Regions from separate parts of the Homo sapiens genome. Here region 2 is linked to region 1. A link is an interaction called in ENCODE POLR2A ChIA-PET data of the cell type or tissue named here. Cell type or tissue: CD4-positive, alpha-beta T cell. All regions are shown on one strand. Links, peaks and the distances in the headings refer to the core of each region. The heading gives the core; the rest is flanking DNA. Region 1 overlaps RUNX1 (RUNX family transcription factor 1). Region 2 has its middle 54 kb from the start of RUNX1.

What was found. Peaks named below come from ENCODE experiments on the same cell type or tissue, not always from the same donor. Only the 100,000 strongest peaks of a DNase experiment are listed, where the experiment ranks them.
Region 2: POLR2A ChIA-PET joins it to region 1 with 5 read pairs; 2 of 35 experiments call an interaction of 5 or more read pairs at or near these places.

The regions. Positions count from the first base shown.
Region 1 is chr21:34,978,038-34,989,495 of GRCh38, reverse strand. The region is part of intron 2 of RUNX1 (RUNX family transcription factor 1); the gene reads left to right. Among named protein-coding and RNA genes, the nearest start is that of RUNX1-IT1, 56 kb to the left of the region's middle. RefSeq lists an enhancer at 2,077-2,126. In CD4-positive, alpha-beta T cell, for the core only: no CTCF peak of the experiment used is centred there; DNase peaks (open chromatin) are centred at 5,565 and 6,215; H3K4me3 peaks cover 980 bases; H3K27ac peaks cover 2,309 bases.
Region 2 is chr21:35,097,327-35,108,784 of GRCh38, reverse strand. No RefSeq gene overlaps it. Among named protein-coding and RNA genes, the nearest start is that of RUNX1, 54 kb to the right of the region's middle. RefSeq lists a silencer at 3,376-3,554. In CD4-positive, alpha-beta T cell, for the core only: no CTCF peak of the experiment used is centred there; a DNase peak (open chromatin) is centred at 5,594.

The DNA.
Region 1 (11,458 bases), core at 2,363-10,362:
CCAAAAGTAACTTCCTCCCCCACACCTCCTAGCACAGCCTCATGCCTTTGACTTCAAGCTTAGGTAACCTCTGAGAAGTCAGCTCTCCTAGAAAGGTAAAACTATCAGTCATTTAAGCTGTAGTACGAACTAAGAAGCTACCCCAAGCAGAGTAGAGAATGGCAAAGATCAGTATAAAGAGATCTGGGGCCGGGCGCCGTGGCTCACACTTGTAATCCCAGCACTTTGGGAGGCAGAGACAGTCAGATCACCTGAGGCCAGGAGTTCAAGACCAGCCTGGCCAATATGGAGAAACCCCGTCTCTACTAAAAATACAAAAATTAGCTGGGTGTGGCGGCGGGCGCCTGTAATCTCAGCTACTCAGGAGATTGAGGCAGGAGAATCGCTTGAACGTGGAAGGTGAAGGTTGCAGTGAGCTGAGATCATGCCATTGCACTCCAGCCTGGGCAACAGAGTGAAACTCCATCTAAAAAAAAAAAAAGAGAGAGAGAGAGAGAGAGATCTGGGCCAGCCAAAGGCACATGTTCTGGATCTCTCCACTTTGCCTGAACCTGCACCTATTGGGATCATCTCAGTTCCCTTTGAGGATGTGGGGGCCTCAGAGCCTGGAAAGCCACACCCCTATTCTCCTGCCCACTATCAGCTACTGGATCAGAATCCACCAACTGTTGACAGGTTCAGCCAGTGTTCTCAAACAACCTCATGTGCAGGGTGCTCACTCAGGACAGGATTATGGGTGCCGGAGGAGACCATCCCAATAATAATCATAATAAGTTGTTGCACACACTGTCCGGATGTCAGGTGAGGGGATGAGTAGGGAAGAGCCAATCAAAGCTGGAAGCAGCAGTAGAAATAACAAGCTACTGTTCTCAGGGATGGCTTCATGGTAGAGGCAGCATCTCAGCAGGTCCTAGGGGTAAGAATGAGTTTGGCAGATGGAGATGGGAAGGACAGTTGTACAGGAGCCGAGGCGAGTGCCCACAGCACAGTTTTTGAAAGTACTAGATGATGCTGCAGCACAGAGCCACAGCAGGACAGCAGGCTGGGCAGCTGAGCCCTGCCATCCCCTTCCCTGGGATCTGCACCGCCCTGGTCCTTCTGGGCTCATGTATGAAAGGAGCAGCCCCAGGAATGTTGATGAAAGATGAGACTACACGCCTGGTGTCCTCGAAAGTGCAGCAATGCCAGTCTCTTAGCAACCATGTTTCCCCCGGCTGTGTCCACAAGTCCTTTGCAGATACAAGGGAAGAAGGACCGTACTGACCCCAGGGGCACCAGGAGCTGGGCTTCTCTGATCTTCCTTGGCACCCCTCCTCTACCTTAGCTGGCACCCGATGTGGTGCAGGCAATAGGGATGTCTTGGGATCCTAAGCCCAGCCTTGAGGAGGGGCGCATACTGACTTGTCTACAATTATAGGATGCTAGAAATTTACAGAGTGAATTCACAAACAGCAACTCCTCTGAGCCCCACAAAATCCTGCAAGAGAAAAGAGAGGTGGCATGAATTGTCTCATTCTATAAATAAGAAACCAAACTGAGGTTCTAAGAATCTCCGTGATTTCAGGCCACCTGTGCCCTGGGGATGGGAGTTGTTCATCAGCCTGGATCTCTGGCATCACACAAGACTGTCCCCTCTAGAGCAAGTCTGCACACGAAGCTAGCATTTTCCAGGCACTTCAAGAAATCTTGTCTTTCATTTTCTCTTTTCTGAGTGACTTGGGGTTCTGCCGAATTCCTGTTTCTGCAGAGGGCTGTAGCCTTTTCTCCTTTCCACATACTTTGGTGCTCTCCTAGCTAGGATAAAATGCTCTTTTTTTCCCCCTCTTTGGTTTTATGAGAATTTTTTTAGCGATGTCAGACTTCAAAGGAGGCCTCCTAACCATAAAGATCTCAACCAGACTCACATTTGTGATTCTTTCTCATGCCTGCGTGAAAAGGACAGTGGTGCTAACACATGGCTCATCTCCCCCTTGACATTCAGCCTCCTTTAAGTGATTTTACAAAGCCCCCTCACTTTCTCTTTCGGGTCCTAAATTAGTATGTCAGGAATCAACAGCTGCCTTCTCAGCCAAGAAGCTGGGCGCCTGGGGACTTCATTCTTCACCGCTGTCTGGAGCCCCGAAGATCTCTGTGCTCCCTGCCTCGTGTCAGCAGCCCGCTCCCCTCAAATGTCTGGCTTTCCTCAGCAACTGGCTACATGCTCCTGTTCTTGCTAAGTCACTGAAACCCTGGCCACAAGGCGGACGAAGCGAGATTTAATTGAATCTTTCAGCAATGATTCACAGAACAAAGCCTGACTGTCTGACCTGGAAACCACACAGTGGGGAGTTTAGAAACCCCGAGCCTAGTCAAAACAACGTTCCTCTTTCAGCCATTGATTGAAGTTCAAAGTAACAAAGCCGTAAGTCAGAACAAGCCATTGTCATGGCAAGGGCGGTGCAAGAAACACACTTACCTGGGCATGCAGCCTTGTGGGGTGAGGCTTCCCTGGCCTGTCAATCATGTCGGTCCCATTGGGACTGGCTTCAGGGACAACATGGCCTCCTGGGAGAAACTTCCCAGCTAGTCAGTGAAGCTCAGTGGTTGAGGTTAGGGGACTGTGTTAGTTTCCTGTGGCTGCCATAACAAATTGCCACAAACTGTGTGGTTTAAAACAACAGAAATGTATTCTCTTACAGCCCTAGAGGCTAGAATTCCAAGATCAAGGCGCTGGCATTTCTGTGCTCCCTCTGAAGGCTCCAGGAGAGGATCCTTCCTTGCTTCCCCCAGCATCTGGTGACTCCCAGCAACCCTTGACATCCCTTGAGTCATCTTTGCATTACTCCAGTTTCTGCCTCTGTCTTCGCATGGCATCTCTCTGTGTACCCCTGTGTGTCTTCTCCTCTTCTTATAAGGATGCTGATCATTGAATTTAGCAGCCAACCTAATCTAGTATGACCTCATCTTAACAAATCACATTTACACAAACCTTATTTCCAAAAAGCGTGACAACCTGAGGTTCTAGGTAGATGTGGATATTTGGGAGACACATAGGGAACCATGGCTTTTTTGCTAAATGCCACATATCTCCTGCTCCCTGCCCCCATCTTGTGGAGTTAGTTATTCCATCCTCAATTTTGAGACCTCCTCCACAGACTAAACTCTTGGTGCATGATGTTGAATCTTGACCTTTCAACTTTCAGGTTTGAGGAAACAAACAGTGCCAGCCTTTGACATAGGACCCAGTGTGATTTGATGGAAAGAGCATTGAAAGTTAATGCAAGGCAGACTGGAAGGTGAAACAGTGGACAGTATCTAGGGACATAAATGATCAGCCAAAACAGTCTGGGCTGGGTGCAATGGTTCATACCTGAAATCCCAGCATTTTGGGAGGCTGAGGCGGGATCCCTTGAGCCCAGGAGTTCGAGATCAGCCTGGGCAACATGGCAAAACCCATCTCTACAAAAAATACAAAAATTAGCCCAGTGTAGTGGTGCATGCCTGTAGTACCAGCTACTTTGGAGGCTGAGACAAGGAGTATCTCTTGAGCCTAGGAGGTTGAGGCTGCAGCGACCATGATCGTGCTATTGTACTCCAGCCTGGGTGACAGAGTGAGACCCTGTCTCAAAAAAAAAAAAAAAAAAAAAAAGTCTGGTCAGAGTTGTTGATAGACCACCAGACACTTTCTCTAAAACCATTTGTTACACCGCATACCACATCGTTGGAGAAGGAAATGTTGGTGGCAGTGAAATGACTATAATAATATAATATAGGATAATAAAATATGAGTGAATAAAATAGGTGTGTACCCCATTCATAACAGTCCCTGTCTGTCTGTGAGAAAGGAAGCCAAGTCCACTGAGGAATATTAAAGAAACCCCCATATGGTATCCCCAAAGGGCTCCACCCTAAACATTTGGAGTAGGGGTCAGTATAGGGATTGGTGTGTGGTTGCCCTGAGAGTGTTTTAATGCTCACCATGGGCTGAGAGCTTTCAGAGAAAAAATCGTGTCATCTCCAAGATCTCACATTCTGGAATGTTCTTCCATCCACAGCTTCTACTCCTTCCCTGCCTATTCCACTCCTACAGATTGTACTTGCCGTCTTCATGGTGACCCCAGACACCTCTGGCTACCTCTGCTCTCCAAGCCAGTCAGCAAGCACCCTTTGACAAACCTAGTTCTGCCCCGATGGGCCTGAACCCAAGACTGGGTCACTCCATTGAGGTCCTGCTGGCAGCCTATTACTCCCTGCTCTGTCATCCCTATTGCAAGAAACTATGATGAGACCATAGGGAAATGAAGGACCCATCAATCTAATATCAATATTAAATTACTGTACCTTTCAATGGAGTGCTAAGTTCTTTACCTTCATTTATTAACTCAGGATGACCACTTACTTTCTCTGCTCTTGTTCTAAGTCTTCTAAGTATTATTGGAATCACATAACTACTTTGACACAATTTTTTCATCCTAACCTGTGCACTGAATACTCAATATATCCATGCACAACCTCCTACCATGCTATATATTTTGGGGCTATTCCAAACCTGGCCTGGGCTGCCAGCCCTGACCCCCATACCATGCAGCCTGTCCTCTGGGAAGATCCTGTCACCCCTGTATTCCTGAGAAGAGAAATGAGTTCTATGGAAAGTACCTGATCACTTCCTTCCTTCACATGACGGGGTCTATCTGCATCTTCATGTGACCTCTCTCTGATGGACATTGTATTTGCCCAACTACTTTGCAGACATGTGCCACATAACTGTGCTTCTGCACTCAAGCCCTCCAGCTTCCTCTAGAACTGTTCCATCAACCCTTCATTCCCTTCTTTTCCTTCCTGCACTTCTCTCCTCTCCACTCCTGGTCTCTCTCCACTGGCTGGGCATTTCTCTTGTCTTAAAATACTCTTCTTTTTGATTCTGCTATTTCTGCAAGCCACCAACTTCTTTCTCTTCTTCCTTTTGCCACCACTTCCTCTGAAATAGTGAATCTCAAACCATTTTTCCTCCACAGCGCACCAAAGAGCCGTAGCTATTGCAGTGGCCTCCCCCACAGATAAGTTATATGGAAGACTGTGTATAGTTCTATAGTTTTTTTTCTGCCCTCATATGGGACCTTCTGGTGCACAATGACATACTGAGATTGGCCACTTTGCTAACTGATTTGCTACTCTGGGGCTTATAGTCTAGGCCACTTCATCCTCCAAGAACAAATTATCCATCCTTGGCCTTGCTTTTTCACACTGTGATGATTTCTTCTGTTATCTTATTATCACTGCTTTTTCCACATTTTTTTCTCTAGCTACTCTTCCTTCTCTCTTACTCCAAATACATCCTAGACCCTGTCCCAGGCTCTCTTCTCTCTCTGGTCCACCTTGTTCCCTTTGTGAATCTGGCCACTCTTGTCTTGAACACCATAGACCCATGACTGGCAACTCTAACCCTCCAGCTCAGCCCATTTCTGGGTGCTGGCCTTATTTTCAATTGACTTCTGAACACATCCACTGGGGATGCCCCTCTGAGGAACCTTGAGGCAAATATGTCCCCAGCTGAATTAATCATCTTCTCAGATTTTCCAGCTCCCCTATTTCTGGCAGCAGCACCATTGGCCCCTGAGTCAGCAGGGCTAAACTTCAGAGTTAATGGTGATGACCCTGCTCCACCCCCACACCAAACCACTAGCTAAGTTTTAGCTACTCCACTCTGCTATTTCTGCAAGCTACCAACTTCATTCTCCTCTTCCTTTTGCCACCACTTCCTCTGAAATAGTGAGTCTCAAACCATTTTCCCCCCACAACACACCAAAGAGTTATAGCTATTGCAATGGTCTCCTCCACAGATAAGTTTTATGGCAGACTGTGTGTAGTTCTAGGATTCTTAGTAATCTAAACCCCTGCCCCAGGTAGCCAAGAATCAAGTTTGTTGTACTCCCAGCACACAAAAGAGATTGTCTTAGATAAGACAGTAAAGAGATTGTATATCATTATCATTTCATGTAATTACCTTTTATTTGACATTTAGAACATGCTGTTAGATGTTCTGATAACCCAAAAATCAAAATGTTGATAACAACTTATGAAAAAGTGAAAGCTCTGTAGTAGAGTAATAAATTTATTTTGGTGTTATTAGTAGGGGTAGTAAATTTAAGTAGCTTTTCTTCTACCCTCATTTGTAAGTCTGTTAAGAGTTTGAGAGAAATAAGGGCCATTGTCTCTGGAAAGAATGACTCATTCAGTAGTTTAGCTTAGCGCTTCCTATGATTCACATCACCATTCGAGTTTCTAATGCTTAACCTTCCTAGAAGCTACAGTGAAAAACAAGACAGATGCCTGGAGTATGATTTGGTGGGTTCAATAAAGCCTTAATCCTCCAAAATTTCTACCTCATGCGCTTGCTGGTTAACAACACATTTAATGCCTTCTCTCTTTGTAACCTACCAGACATCATGGATGAGAGAAAGAACCAAAAAGGATGAAGAACTAGGTGCCTGGAATGTTCCTAAAGATTCACTTGGGAAACAGCTTAATATAGTGGACTTTGGCAACAGACCAACTAGGCTTCAAATCTTGGTTCTACCACCTAACGGTTATAAGACCTTGAAAGATGGTTTAACTTCTGAGTTCATTTCCTATTTCAAAAGTAAAGATAGGCCACATGCAGTGGTTCACACCTGTAATCCCAGCACTTTGGGAGGCCAAGGCAGGCGGATCCCAAGGTCAGGAGGTCAAGACCAGCCTGACCAACATGGTGAAACCCCGTCTCTACTAAAAATACAAAAATTAGCTGGGTGTTGTGGCACGCGCCTGTAATCCCAGCTACTCAGGAGGCTAAGGCAGGAGAATCACTTGAACCCGGGTGGCGGAGATTGCAATAAGCCAAGATCGCGCCACTACACTCCAGCCTGGGTGACAGAGTGAGACTCCATCTCAAAAAATAAAAATAAAAAAAGTAAACATAGTAATAGTATCGCAATCATTAATGAGGCTATATAAAACATAAACAGAAAATTGACAACTAGGTATGCTAAGAGGAGAGTGGATGGTAACTTTCCCAATCCAAACTCTCTCCTCCTTCCCTTTCTTTCTCTTTCTTTCCGTCACACACACACACACACACACCCCTTTTGACTTCATAATTGAGCCTTGGACTAACCCTGGGACCCTAGTAAGAGCTACCCCTTCATCAACAACAATCTTTATTTTACTTAATGAATGATGTAAATGGTAGTTCCCTGGGTAGCTTGGACTTAGAAGTCTATCCCTAGAAGAATTCTCTACACCTTGTATGTGGCACAAAAGACTAAATCCTTGGTAAGAAAGATGGTAGCGATTTATAGTTATAATGACTTGAGTAGATAAGCGCTAATATCCATGTGATAAAGGAAAGGCAGGAAATGGACAAAGGCATTTAGTGACCTGCGGATGAAATGAAGTGCCTTCTGTCTGTACGGCTCCTCCAGCATTGGCATGTACTAACGAATGTGCCCAGCGAACTGGCATTGAGCACTTCTGTCTCACTATCCAGCTGCATTTTTAGCAGCTGTTCTGAGACTCACCCTTGCAGGCTTTTGGCCAAGCATCAGCCCCATATAAAGAAGAGAGATTTGTTGAGGGGGGCTCCTTGCTGCACTGATGGCAATGACCTACAGATACAGAAAGACCGGTCTCAGAACCATTTTGTAGCTAAGGAAACAGATACAGCCATTGTGAAACATCAAGCCATATTATTATAGTGAAAAGAGACAAAAAAAAATAGGCCACCACTGGGTGTTTTGGAACATTTGAATAATCAAGCAAAATGGATTAAATTAACTATCAAGTAAAATCTTCTTTGAAAAATCAGTTACCAATATGGCAGGAAATAATATTATTCTGAATTCCATGGCTCATGTGGATCCAAATATTTGTAAAATCTAGTCATTACTAAATCCATAAATAATGAATACTCTTTTTTTTGGACTTTCAAATAAATTTTCCAGGAGAAAGTTAAATCCATTCCTGGGTGAGCTTAAGCTGATCCATGCAAAATCTATTCCTTGGCACCAGGCTTCTAGAATAGGTCCAGGGACTCCATATTTTTATTTGCTCAATGTTTCTTGTTTAAGGGGAAGCTTGAATAGTACCATTACAGATTTTCACATCTAATTTTCACCGAAATTCAGAAGAGTATTGCCATGCCTCACTTATCCTAAACAATAACAGATTTGTCATTCTGTCACCAGCAGAATTAAGTGTGTGTCCCAGGTTTCCATGGTTGGAACAAGGACTCCAAAGGGAAGCATCTATTTTTCTCACATCAGATTGGCGTGGAAGTTAAGGACTTCAAAACGAACTCCACAAGCAATGCTATTAAAGCCGCTTCCTCATGTTTAGACCCTCAGCTGTTGTTGATCTTAGGAGGGACCCTTCCACAGACTTGTCTTCTCCTTTGATATTTTAGCCTCTTAATAATTTTAAGTCAACCATCCATAGCTGACAGTTTTGCTGATAAAGTACCTTTATAATGATAGACTTGGTGTTTAAATTTCCGCCTACGTCTTCTCTAAGTTGGTGACCTAATTGTAGCTGATGCTTCCAGTAGAAATACTCACTTGGTAACCTCAAGCTATTTCTGGGCACAGCTGAAATAAAGCAAATTGCTTTTTAAGCTGATGATTCCAGGTTCTGTGTCTTATTTTCCATTTCTTCTTGTCCATTTTTCCATGTAAGTTTTATCTGCTACCTACAAACCATGAAAAACAAATTATTCCATTCAAATCTTTGGAAACGGCTGTTCACTGGCACACAATCACAGTGTCTTGATAGTTTTTCTGGTTTTGAATTTCTGGAAGGGAAATCCTCCTTCTGAGGAGACTTCACTTTCCGTCAGTAATGGGGAAAACTGTTTCCCTCGGGATAGCAGAGGTCATTTTAAAAGAGAACACTCAGCAGAAATGAAAATCCAAACAACTGATTTTTAATTCGTGTCTCTTTGTTCAGTGATGTTGGTCCTGATTCTGCCTATGAGACGGGAATAAAGAGAGATTTCGGGAAAAGTGTGAAGCCAAACATGGGTGCTATTTAAATACCACCCTCATAATTTGAAACAAGACCCAGCTCCTCCTATCTTCACAGGCAGAATACCCCATCCCCAGGCTACGTAGGACCTGATAAATGTGGGGTGACCCATACTGGCCTGGCTTATGCCCACTGGCCTGCGTTGGTGAATAAATTGTGTGGTCTCTTCCTTGGTGTGATTTTTCCCTGGGTACTTGCAAGATGCCTTATTTAGAAAGAAAACGACAAGGCTAATGGTTCCAGAGAACTTCGTCCACTGTTTATATGAAGAGACTGAGACTCAGTGGGGCTCCACAGCCTGCTCTTCAGTGACAAAGCCAAGACCAAAGTAATAATAGCAGATCTTTATATAGCCTTTGCTGTCAAGCCAGGTACTTATACATAAGCGCTTTATGTATATTGACTCATTTAATCCTTCCACCAACCTGCAGGATTCGTGTTGTTTAATCCCATTTTACAGCAAGTAGCTCGCTTTCGGCCATGCGCTAGCAGGGGCAGAGCTGTGTTCTGGGGCAGGCGACCTGGCTCTGGAGCCCACTGAGACGAACCCAGCACCCTCCACCTGGCAGACCCAGCACTCCTCACTCTTGGTCCTACCCTCTGTTCTCTGTTAGGTTGCTTTGGGACCAAGGGGAGAAAAAAACTTGTTAATGAAAATGGAGCCCAACATTTCAAAGCTGATGTTTTTATACTACTGTGAACATCATCAGAGTGCTATCTAATGCACTTAAAACCGACATGACTTTAAAACAGACGTGAAATAGACTTGCCAGATAATATATAGACATGTCTTTAAGCAAACATTGAGCAAAAGGTACCTCGCTGGTAACAACCATTCAGAAGGAAAGAAACGCTGTCATAAAATAATTAATATAGTCATCCCAGACAGAATGGCTAAATAGCAGTCTGGTGGTTTTTATGTTAGCATTTGTTTGTCAAGGTCTTCCTGAATGAGACTGTAAGTCCCTCCAAACCACATATGTGCCTATGTAGTTCTCTTGTAGAGCACCTGATAAAATACCTATGGAAAGATTTTTTTAATAAATATTGTAATATTGTTCAATGGCAGTTATAGAGAATCCTTGGTACTGACCTTTGAGTTGCCAACCTATGCAAACAAAAAAAAAAAGCATTGGTTATAAAGACTATGACTTATAAGAAAGACTTATGAGGATGTATAGCATATAACGCTTGAGGCATATCTTGGAGCATATATCTATGAACAAAATCAAATCCAAAAAGACTCTTTCTCTTATTCCGGGGGCTGTGGGTCACAGATGCTATTCCAGAACCCAGGCATGGGAATATATGCAGCATCCTCCAGACTTGACAGTTCCCAGTCAGCTGTGCTTGACTGGAGCCTTCAGGGCTCAGAGTTGCAGGCGAGATGGAAATTACGAGAGATCTTTACTCTCTCAAACTCAAGGGATAATGGTCTGTCTCATAAGAACCTACCTGGCCCAGGATGGACAAAGATGCTGTGTGTGTGTGTGTGTGTGTGTGTGTGTGTGTGTGTGTGTGTATCTGTGTGTGTGTTTTGTCTGAGAAGTCTGGCAAGGGAGAGACCCCAAGGTCACCTGAAAATCTCCTCTTTGCATCCAGGTGGCTTAGGAAAACATGCTTCAGTATCAGAAAAAGAAGCCTTCCAGCAGACAGAGGTTTAAACAATACAACAGCCCACAGTTTATCAGTAGAACTGGCAGAAACAGCAGACTATCCTTCAATTACCCTCTACAGTTGTTCATAAATATTGGAATTTCCTTGCCTTGATCTGGCTCACAAAATGAGCAGCAAATGTTGAAAAGTTTCGTGCTTTTTAACCAGGAAACACACAACTATGAAATATGTGAAGCTGCAGTAGACAAGTTTTAAAAAAACAAAAACTTTCCAATAAAGTAATGGTCTCCCAGTGACATCTTGTTATACTGGTAAAAATAGATCCCTAACTTTGACAGTATATTTTTCCTTCTGGGAAACTACAAATAATAACACATCAAAATTATGCTTTTTGTCACATTCCTGAGGACAGTAAAAATGAAAGGAAAGTTTATTTTTTATTTGTAAAACAACATTTCCATTCATTTATTCCACAAGGACCACTTATTTTTGAGTTCTGTAGAAAACTAACGTAGAATGAGCACCCTCATACTTATCAATAGAAAGTAAGTCATCATGGCAGAATTTTTTACAGATTTCTCATTGGTCAAAAAATACTGTTTATGGGCGGGGCGCGGTGGCTCATGCCTGTAATCCCAGCACTCTGGGAGGCCGAGGCGGGCGGATCATGAGGTCAGGAGATCGAGACCATCCTGGCTAACACGGTGAAACCCCGTCTCTACTAAAAACTACAAAAAATTAGCCGGGCATGGTGGCACGTGACTGTAGTCCCAGCTGCCCTGGAGGCTGAGGCAGGAGAATGGCT
Region 2 (11,458 bases), core at 1,554-9,553, 120 kb before region 1:
TGTCCTTTCTTCGTTGTCCATCCTGTAGTACAGGCCATCTTCCTCTCACCTAAACTATTACCATTATTTAATTAGTTAGGTTTTTAGTTCCACAATGTTTTCTATTCTATAATTTGTTATTAATGTGACTATTGGTTTATTCAGTCAAAGTATGTTTGGATTTATCCACGTGGCTACCAATTTTTCTTTGCTCACACTCTTGATCATATCTGAGGTTTGAGATATTTCTTCTGTATTTATGTCCTTTTTCCCCGAAGTATGTCCTTTAGAAGTTCCTTTCATGAGGATTTTTTTTCAAGGTGAGAGTCCTTACATCTTATTATATGAAAATGTGTTCAACCTTGTTTTTGAAAGGTAGAGTGGCTTGGCAAAGTTATTTTCTCTTAGAATTTTATCGTCTTTGCGGATCCATTATTGTCAAAACTTCTGTTGATCTGATTATTATTCCTTTTGATGTCTGTCATTTCTCTAGGGCTGCTTTTAAGTTATTTTTATCATCTCTGGCATTTTGTAATGTCACTATAATACAAATATCTCCAGATCCAGAGGGGACAAATGTCCCCTCTGGACCTAAGGCCTTTGTCTTTCCTAATATCTGAAAAATCATCAACCTTTTATCCTCAAACATTTCTTCTCTCTCTAGTCTCTCGTTTTGAAATTTTAACTAGTCCTTATCATTCTTATTCACCCTTTCATATTTTCTGTCTTGTTGTGTCTGTGTGCATCATTCCACATTTCTTCAAACCTATATTCTAATTTGATACTTTCATGTTCAGTTGCTCCACAAAAGTAGGGCCTGTGTCTCTCTTGCTCACTCTCTTCCACACCTGAAACCTAGGAGGTGCTTAAAAGCATCTCTTGACTGAATGAATTAGTTTTACATTTGGTGGGATATTGAGGCTTAGAGATACCAGAGACTTGCCCAATGGCCCACCATAGCTGCACAGTAGGATGGTACAGCCCTAGGTCTGACTCCAAAGCCTGTGGATCAGTAAATGAGTGAATGAACAAATGAAAGTAAAAAATAATAAGAAAACAACTTCGTCCAGAGAGTAAAAATGCAAGTCATGATACTTTACGCATCTTCTCCTGATCACCGAAATGAAGAAGTTTTCTCAGAGCTTTTCTCTCTTTCCATTCCCAATATTTAGAATTAATCCCTCAAAATATCTCTTTATATGACTCCAGGACAGCTGTGGGAAATCACCGTAAGATTTCTCTCAAACATACATCAGTAGATGACAATCGGCGGTGGCATTTAGCATCTTCCGTTCACTTTAACTCTTGTTTATTGAGCATTACTGTGCCGGATGCACTGGTCACCTGGGGAGTTACAGAAAAATTATGATGGGGCTGGGCGTGGTGGTTCACGCCTGTGAATAATCCCAGCACTTTGGAGGGCGAGGCGGGCGGACTCCTTGAGATCAGGAGTTTGTGACCAGCCTGGCCAACATGGGTAAACCCCGTGTCGACTAAAAATACAAAAAATAGCCGGGCATCATTGCACGTGCCTGTAATCCCAGCTACTCAGGAGGCTGAGGCAGGAGAATCACTTGAGCCCGGGAGGTGGAGGTTGCAGTGAGCTGAGATCATGCCACTGCATCCCAGCCTGGGCGACAGAGCGAGACTCCATCTCAAAAAAAAAAAAAAAAAAAAAAAAAAAATATGGTGGGACCTGACTTTGCAAAGCTCAAACTACATGGTGGAATTTTCAATATGGTTCAGATTAAGAACCCAATATACTAAGATCAGAATATCTCGTAGAACTTTCAGGGACTTTCTCCATGGCTGAGTGGCCTCTTGTATACTGGCTGTTTAAAGCGAGTAGGCAGAAAATGAAGTTGGGAATCACACGTCGGATACATTCTTAATTTCTCCCCAGTAACACTGCGTTAGTCCTGGCACATCTCTGAAAAGCTGAAAACCTTGTCATAGGTTTTTCCAAAAGCCTTGGCTGATGGCGCTCGCGTGACCTACTGGGCAGGGCTGTGCTGTGCTGTGCTGGGCTGGGCTGGGCTGGGCTGGGCTGGCTCTGGCAGGACCTACCCAGGCACAGGCTCCTAAATCACCCTTTATCCTTGCCCCTTCCTGCTGTGTTGACAACAGCCGGAAACTCCTTTGAGAGCCTCAACCCAATCTCACAACTGTTGACGGACTTTAGAAAGAGTTTCTTCCCTGGCAGATAATTCAGACTGAAAGGAACAAACATGTTGAAAACCCCATTCAAGGAAAGTTGTTACTAAGTGTGAACAATGCTGATGATAACAGGGCTTTCTCGGAAGACCACTTAGAAGAGCATTGTTGTTGCCATTTATTTCAGGCCGCCAGGCTCTTATAGGCTCTTATCTCGCACGTGCCATGTGCTCCCACTTATCTGTCAGCAGTTGGACTCCACTGAAGCTGACAGTGACGTCCAGCTCCACACGACTGACCACCAAGTGAAGGTCAGGTGGCAGGAAAGAGGTTGCTCTCTCCTACATTTATTCTCTGCAGAATTGTGTAAGTGGCTCAACAGCAGTAAGCCAAGAATCTCTCTAAAACTGTCATAGTTATAGTTGTACTTAGATTTTGACTTTACTCAGGTGCCTAAAACAGCATCAGGATCTTATTTGCAGCAGCACTTGGAGATATCAGATGAGTTTCCAAATGTCCTTTGAATACTGGGGGCACGTATAGTTGAATAGCCATGGGGAGAACTAGCTATACATTGGATCAAATGGTGTCCACAGTCCGTGTAGATGTCCAAGGAGCTGATGCCGTACAGTGAAGCAAGGTTAAATTTGCAGTATTAAATTGAAGGACTACCAGGCACGGTGGCTCACGCCTGTAATCCTAGCACTTTGGGAGGCTGAGGCGGGTGGCTTGCCTGAGCTCAGGAGTTTGAGACTAGGCTGAGCAACATGGTGAAGACCCATCTCTATTAAAATACAAAAAAAAAAAAAAAAAAAAATGGCCAGGCGTGGTGGTGCCTGGTTGTAGTCCCAGATACTCAGGACACTGAAGCACAAGAATTTGCTTGAACCCTGGAGGCAGAGGTTGCAGTGAGTCGAGATAGCACCACTGCACTCCAGCCTGGGAGACAGAGCAAGACCCTGTCTCCAAAAATAAATAAATAAATTAATTAATTGAAGGACTGGTGTGACCTCTGTACACATACACACAGTCTGCAGGTTTGTGTTTACACATATAGGTTGTATGTACACACACACATATGATATTGAAAAATCTATGCCTATACATAGACACAGGGAGCATTGACTCTGAAGCTAGACTGGCTGGATTTGTACTCTAGCTACTTCCCTTAAGAGGTGTGTGACTTTAGGCCAGGCGCAGTGGCTCACGCCTATAATCCCAGCACTTTGGGAGGCTGAGACAGGCAGATCACTTGAGGTCAGGAGTTCGAGACCAGCCTGGTCATCATGGTGAAACCTCTTCTCTACTAAAAATACAAAAATTAGCCAGGCATGGTGGGGCGCACCTGTAGTCCCAGCTACTCGGGAGGCTGATGCTGGAGAATTTCTTGAACCCAGGAGATGGAGGTGACGGTGAGCCAAGATTATGCCAGTGCACTCCAGCCTGGGCAACAGAGTGAGACTTCATCTCTAAGAAAAAGAGATGTGTGACTTAAAATATTCAACCTCTCTGTTCCTTTGTTTCCTCATCTGTCTACCTCAAAGTGTTCTCAAGAAGATAAGACGAGCTAGTATGCTTAAAGGACTTAGGACAGTGGCTAGCGGTCAGGGAGTGCAGTAGAAGTGCTTATTAAATAGAATGCTCCCTCTCAGTTAAGAGGGAGATATGGCCTCTGTCTCTGGCTGAGCAGCCATGAGTCCAGCTACCTCAGAGGTTCTACCCCTAAAAATCTACAGATGGATTGGGTTAGTGGGGGGTGACCAGTAGCCTCTGCCATGCCTGTACCATAGGTCTAACTTTTATTTTTATTCATGTGAATATGTGAGCCCCTCAGGAGACAGCAGACTCCACTGGGTCAGGGACAGTTTGAATGTATTCCACTGTTTTCTCCCCTACATATAACAGGGTGCTTGGCCCATAATAGGTGCTTAATAAATATGTATTGGATATTTAATAGAATAACTACTACTATTGCTAGTGCTGTTGCCACTAATACTACTATTACTATTATCCTCAGGACGGGATTTAATTTTCTGCATCATAAATTATTGTACTGAAATAGGGGTTCCTGAAAATCATGTATAAATCGTGAAGATAACCTCCCAAAATGGTCAAATAATAATAGTAATAAAAAATAATGTTCTCCCTTTAGGTATTTACCCAGTAATGGGATTGCTGGGTTGAATGGTATTTCCGTTTTTAAGTCTTTGAGGAAATGTCACACTGTCTTCCACAATGGCTGAACTAAGTTATTCAACACTATTCACAATAGCAAAGACATGGAATCAACCTAAATGTCCATAAATAATAGTCTGGATAAAGAAAATATGGTACATATACATGATGGAATACTACGCAGCCATAAAAGAGAACAAGATCATGTCCTTTGCAGGGACATGGATAGAGCTGGAGGCCATTATCCTTAGCAAACTAACACAGGAATGGAAAACCAAATACCACAAGTTCTCACTTATAAGTGGGAGTTAAGTGATGAGGACACATGGACACACAGAAAGAAACAACACACAATGGGGCCTTTTGGAGTTTGGAAGGTAGGAGGAGGGAGACAATCAGGAAAAATAACTGTTGGGTAGTAGGCTTAATACCTGGGTGATAAGATAATCTGTACAACAAACCCCTATGACACAAGTTGACCTGTGTAACAAACCTGCACTTGTACCCTTGAACTTAAAAGTTTTTTTTTAAAAAAGTTAACAGTAATAATTAACTTTGTTGTATAGAACAATAGAATAATAAATAGAAAATAAGGAACTTTAAAAGTCAAAATTAAAAAATAAAGAATAAAAATAATCGAGGCTTTGTTCTGCAAAATGTGTAGTATCAAATAAATATTGGGAAAGTTTACAGAGAAAAATAATACTAGTGGTGTCAAGTAATTCACAGTCAGGAATAACTTGAAGAGGCACAGAATGAGTGATTATGTTCATGTACCAAATGAGTAGGGATAAAATATAGTTAACAAATAAAATGCATGTTGGATATTAATGCAGGAAGGTAAACACCATTATTTGCCCTCACCAGGATATAAGGAAGCAGGTTTTTAATTGGCCTAGAACACCAAGGTCTAGGAAATGCCATGTTCAAAAGAAATAGGATCAATAGCTAAGCCAGTCAAAGCCATATACACCTGGAGTGAAATGTGTGACCATGATGGAAGAATGTGCACAGAGAGTTTGGTTGAAGATTAAAGGAGGGAGGGAGAGTGGGACGATGCTGGAGACCACCCATCCAGATGGAGGAAGCACTGATGTTTTCCAGGCATGGATCAAACAGCACAGATGCTGCCAGAGAGGTTGGGTGACTGCAGAGGGAGGGGCCCGGGTGCAGGGAGCCCACAGGGACAGCTGCTAGAAATCGACTTCAGTCCAAAGAGGAAGCGAGGCAGAGCTGCTTCTCTGGATCTATTCTAACCAAGGAGGAAGTGACGGGGGCCCTGGAGATAAAAGGAGCAGGTTACTCTAGAGCCTCCCACAGCCAACCATGGGTGAGCTGGGTATTGTCAGGTGGGTGACCGCCTTTTGAGGAGGCAGAACTCTAAAAGCTTAGAGCAAAGATTGGTGGAATTCTAAGACGTGAGCATGAAACAAGTCTGGAGAGGGAAGGGTCCTTGTTCATAGCACAATCCCGACTGGGAAGAAAATGGGGAAGTATCTCAAGAGGTAGCCAAACAGGAAATTCTCTGGTAAAGTCAGACGTAAGAACACTTGTACAAAAAAAAAAAAAAAAAGGAAAGAAGATGAACATAAATGCAAGTAAGAAATAGTGTTGAGAATCTTTGTGCTTCAAAGAAGTTTGCAAAATTTGCTAAGACCTAAAATGAGAGTCAAGTAAAAGAACAAAGGCAGGACAGATCTTCTGTAAGGGCAGCTAATATATAATGTAAACAGACAACAGAGAGAAAGGATAACAGCTCAACTGGGTTACATTAAACAAGTACTGACTGGCTGTCTTCTCTGTAAGCCACAACCAGACATAGGGCCATGACCCTGCTCATGAGGAACTCATGGGCCAGATAAGGAAAGTATACAAAGAACAAATGATGATCAGGATGGTAAATTTCCATAGTATTGGGTATCTCTAAATGAGAGAGTTCAATTGGTTAAGGGATTCATTTAGGAAACACTTCATCAAGGAGAACTCAGTGGTAGGTTTTGCAGGATTCCGATAGGGCTCTTGGATTGAGAAACACTTTAAAGAAAAGCAGAGGAAGAGAAACCTGTTGAAGATCATGAGAAGAAATGGTGGGAGGAGGAAAGAGTTAACCTGGAGTAAACTATCATAGAAATCTAGGAGATAATTTCTCCCAACAAAGCACCTGTAGAAGTTGAAGAACATGAAACAAATGTGCATGAGAATAGGAAAGTCCCAGTAATTTAAAGATAGTTTGAGTGGCATGCTGGAACAGAAACAAGGTCCCCAGAAGGTTTATGAGATGAGGGAGAGCATTAATTAATTCCAAAAATTTGCCTGTGATGGAAGCAAAAGAGAAAGTGGACAGTATAGAAAGATATAAGATCAAGGATGAATTTTGTGCTTTGTTCTTATTTTTAATTTGGTTTGTGGATGGAGATTTAAACATAGTTATTATATGTGCTTAGAGGGAAGAGGCAATAGAACGAAAGTTACTAGAAATGAAAGATAATGAGATGATTAATAAGGCATGACCCTGAAGGATGCAAGTAGGGGATAGGAACTGGAGTCCATGTGGGAACATTAGCTGTGAGAAGTGGGTATCACTTTTTCCATGGAAATTTCAGGGCTCTGAGAGTAGGTCCATCTGTAACCAGTGCTTGAGACAGAGCACTGAAGGTGTCACTTTGAGTCAGTTTTCATTAATTGGAGTATTAAGAAGACCTGTCACCCCCTAAAAGAAAGAGAAGAGATAGTTCCAAGGGGGATTTGAAGACTGTAGAGAAACAATGATTTAGGGGAATGGAAGAGGAAGGTATTATGGGACCTGTGGAAGGAGAGTGGGATATAGCTGAGCTTCCAGTTCAAGCTGGAGGCTATAGCTGCATAGGGCACCAACCCTCATGGTATGTGAGCTTCACCAGTAGTCCAGGTGTAGGAAGGGTGGATGGTTGTATTAATCCAGGGATGGAGTTTACCAGTGAGTGTGGTGGAAAAATGAGAATGGGAAAGAAGATGTAGACAGACAGAGGCTGAAGCCATGAGCTTCATGGCTTCAAGGCAAGAGCCATGAGATCCAGGCCACTAAGCAATAGGAATGAAGGCAACAAGGAAATGGAGCAATCGGAGCCCCTAAGAGATCAAAGAACAGGTGTAGTAGGCACACAGAATGATGACAAAAGATAACACAATATTATGGGCAGTGAGAGGGATCCTGGCAGAGAAGGAAGAATTCCAGGTAATATGCAGGGTGTGGCCCTAGGAGAGTGTGCCTGGAGTTGGGGGAATTGGAAATCAATGAAATTGAGAACGTCAAGAAAAGCGTGTTGAACGGAACATTTTCTAAAACTCATTGCTATGTTTATTTGTACACAGAGGAAACATGTAAGTGTGCTTCTATGCTAAGGGGAAGGCCTAGTAGAGAGGGAGATGAGGATACTGCAGAGAGGGAAGAGGGTTGAGGGAACAAGGTCTGGAGGAAGCAGGAGAGAAAGCAGGTCAGAGCATGGCTGATGGGATTGGCAGGAGAGAGAGGAAATAAGGAGCAGGAATTAAAAACGGGTCTGGGTACAGATGCATTCATCTGGGCATTTGAGGCAGGAAGCTGAGGCCGGACAATCTGCTGTGAGACAGGAGGACAGTGAAGCAGAGCATGGGAGAGAGGCAAGAGCTTGGAACAGCCGCGGGAGCTTCCTGGTGGGACTGGTTGAAGGATCTTAGTGATTTTCTCCAGCTGGGCTCAGCCCCCAGGCTTGAGAGTGGAGAAGGCCAATGATGTATGGGTTCCCAGGTGGAATTTTGCCAGCTCTGAATGACAAGTAGACAAGGAGGGAGAGAGATTACCAGTGAGAACTGACAAACCCTGGCAACCAAGGAGGCCGGGCTGGATAAAGAGGGAAGTAAAGCCAGGTGGATCCAGATGGACTGAAAGCAAATGGAGGAACCGAAGTTCTGGGAGGACCGCGGGAAATTAAGAGTGGGTGGAATGAGAATAAACCTCTGAGGGGGTGTAGAGTAAGATGAGGGAGCTGTGGCTTAACGGAATTTGTGAGGATGATTTGGGCGTTGGACTTAACTGGAAGCGTTCTGAATCAACACTGAGATGAAACGGCAGTGATAGGAGTTGACCTCATTACAGTTGAGCTGAGGCATCACAAGCATCTTTCTCTTGTTTAACAGAGCTGGAGAGCTGGGAGACCTGTCTGTTCCACTTCAACTCTAAGAGTCCATGAGCAACTCCACCTAACACACATTGAAATACATACCAGTCAATAATCGTATTTTCCATAAACTCTTACCTAAACCAACTACAGCTCAGGGAGATGCATTTTCATTTCCTGTCTTCCCTGCACACTCTACATGCATGTGATGCTCCTTTACAGTACAGCGCATGCATGTACAGTGCATGTTGCATTTCAGGGAAAGGAGGAGCTAATCTATGGCATCACTAGTTTTATGCTTTGAGACATGGAGATTAAAAGGCCTAAATATACATTTTCCCCAGGTGAGTCCTGTGAGAATGAAGTTTCATCCCTGGAATTAAGCTCTTTGACAGCCCTAGGATAGGAGTCTATAAAAATAAGGTATTATTTGTGATAGGGGATTTCTTACTTTATAATAAAACCACAAAAAAAAAAATAGTAAAAGTGTAATAAGCACACTTGTTTATTTAATCTAACCCAAACATATTGGCTACAGTTTTTTCTTTATATCATATTATTGGGTTAAGTTTTTATATTCCTCTATATAGGAAGAGAGGTTTATTTGCAAACAGAGCAAAACACCCCAGTGGTAACTTGATTTTTCTTTAAACCTCCATATATTGTAGTTTAAACTGCAACTAAATGAACAATGCAAATTATTTATAAAAGCCCAGTTGAGTCCATGGGACCGCAGTACACACTGTGACATGCCAGGAGTCACAAGATGGAGTGCCATGAAGATAAAGTGCATTTACACCCCCTCTATCCCTCCCTGTCTCCACAGCTGCATGGCCACCCTCAGCACCAGCATAAACCACAGTTCCCAAAGACCAAAGGTCACCCTGAGGGATCCAGAATTAAAACACACCAGAAGGTTTACTTTTTCTACAGCTATGTTAAGAATGACCTAAAATGAGATAAATAATAGATGGGAGGGGTGAGAGGAAGAGAGAGAGAGAGGGAGATGGAGGGTAGGGAGCTATAGATGGACAAATAAATATAGTCTATAAAACACCCCAAACATCCAGTTCTTACCCCAAAGATGCAGAGCCATCTGAAAATTATGAGTTTCCATTTGCTTCCTACCTCCAGAAATGGCCAATCCTTGTTGCCTTTATTCCTAGGCCCAAAACTCTCTGGCAATAGGCAGGCCTGCCAGAGGCATTAAGTATAACTCTGGAGTTGATTATTTTAGGTTGGAGTCAGGTATTGTCCAATGTGCAGATGGCCAGGGAGGAGAAAGTCTCAGTGTTAGCTTTTATTTAAGTGATGATCTTATCTCCTCCACACACAGCATATTACTATCTCAAGGTGTTAGAAAATAAATTTCCTTAGGTCTAGAGATGGGTTTTAGGTCAGCAAGAAAAAAGCATTGCAAGCCAAGACTGTAGCAATGAAGAAAGTACCATTATAGTCTATCCTGCAGAATAAAGCTCACTACAGAAGGCTCTATACATGCCTGAACAAATGAACACATGAATGCACACAGCCAATTTCATTACCTAATTCCCAGGCACATTATATCAAAAATACCATTCAAATAAGATTAAACCACATCTGCTTGCAGAAATAATAGGCTTTTCTGGAAAAGTCTCAGTAACAGGATGGATTCTACCATCTTGTTTGTGTAGACAAACAATCTGTGTGATTCTGCCATGTTTGTGTATCCTTGTTATGGCCTCAGTGATGTAATTCATGCCACTTATTGACTTGGACAAATTATTTCAAGAGGTAATTAAAATATTTTTATTTTGATGTACCTGATGGATATAAACTTAGATAAAAATTGATGGATATAAACTTGGATAAAATATAACTTGTATAATTACAAAGCATCAAAGAAAAGGATAAAATCTCACACATTTCTATTTTGGATTAAAGACTGTTAGGCAACCTCTTTAAGTGACAGATGCTATCACTCTTACACCATGCAAATGAAACACAGATAGATTTGAATATTGAGGATGTTTATGTTAATATGTAACATAACGTTTGTGATCATATGTAAAGTTACAAACCCAATGACACAAATATTAACAGTAGGCAAACTATCTCCCTGACACTGTAAGCTTCAATTCTGTCTTGGCTTCTTTGTGTATGAAACACTTGTCAATATGCTGCTTAAAAATATTAAACTCCCATCACAGTGACTCAAATTGTTAAAATGATCTTTGAGGCAAAAAGTCAAAATGTTGAGGTGTATTTTACTAATGTTATAAAACTAATCTCTACAGAGTTCTCAAATAAGACAATAAATGGACTATTCTACTCATCAGTTGTTCCAATGAGACCATACGTGGTGAAATTTAAAGCTGACCTTGACATTGTTCTCCATGGACAGTGGGGAGAAGGGAAGCCCAGTGAGCAGTCTAAACTCTTTGGTCTTTTCAGATAATCAGAATAAAGAATCCCCATGGCCCGCAGCTTGCCTTGCTCCTCCACTGCATTCTACAAGGTTTAAGGATGGAAGAACAGAGATGTGTGAACTAGGCTCTGTAGACGTCCTCCCTGGGTTGGAGTCCCAGCTCCACTTCTGACAGCTGTGTGATCATGGACAAATCACTCAACATCTCTGAACCTAAGTGTCCTTATCAGTTGAATGGAGCCTGTAACGGTGCATATCTCATAGGGGTATGCCAAGGATTAACCAAGAAAATATAAACTGTGGCCAGAAATTAAGCACTCCAGAAGTACTCGCTATTATTGTAAACATTTATGAAACATTGTGAACCAGGGCTGTTTTACCTTTAAAATGGTTCATAGATTTTCTAGGAGATTATTGGGATCCATATGATTCCAAGACATTCTCAACAATATTTGTAGGGTACTGACCACATGCTCACACTCTGCTACGTATGGGATTCAAAGATAAAGAAAAAAATCACTAAAATTCAAGGTGATAACATCTAGTTTCTTTCCTCCTGTCTTTTTTTCATTTTAAATAATGGTGTAAATAAAGGTCATTGGGGGCA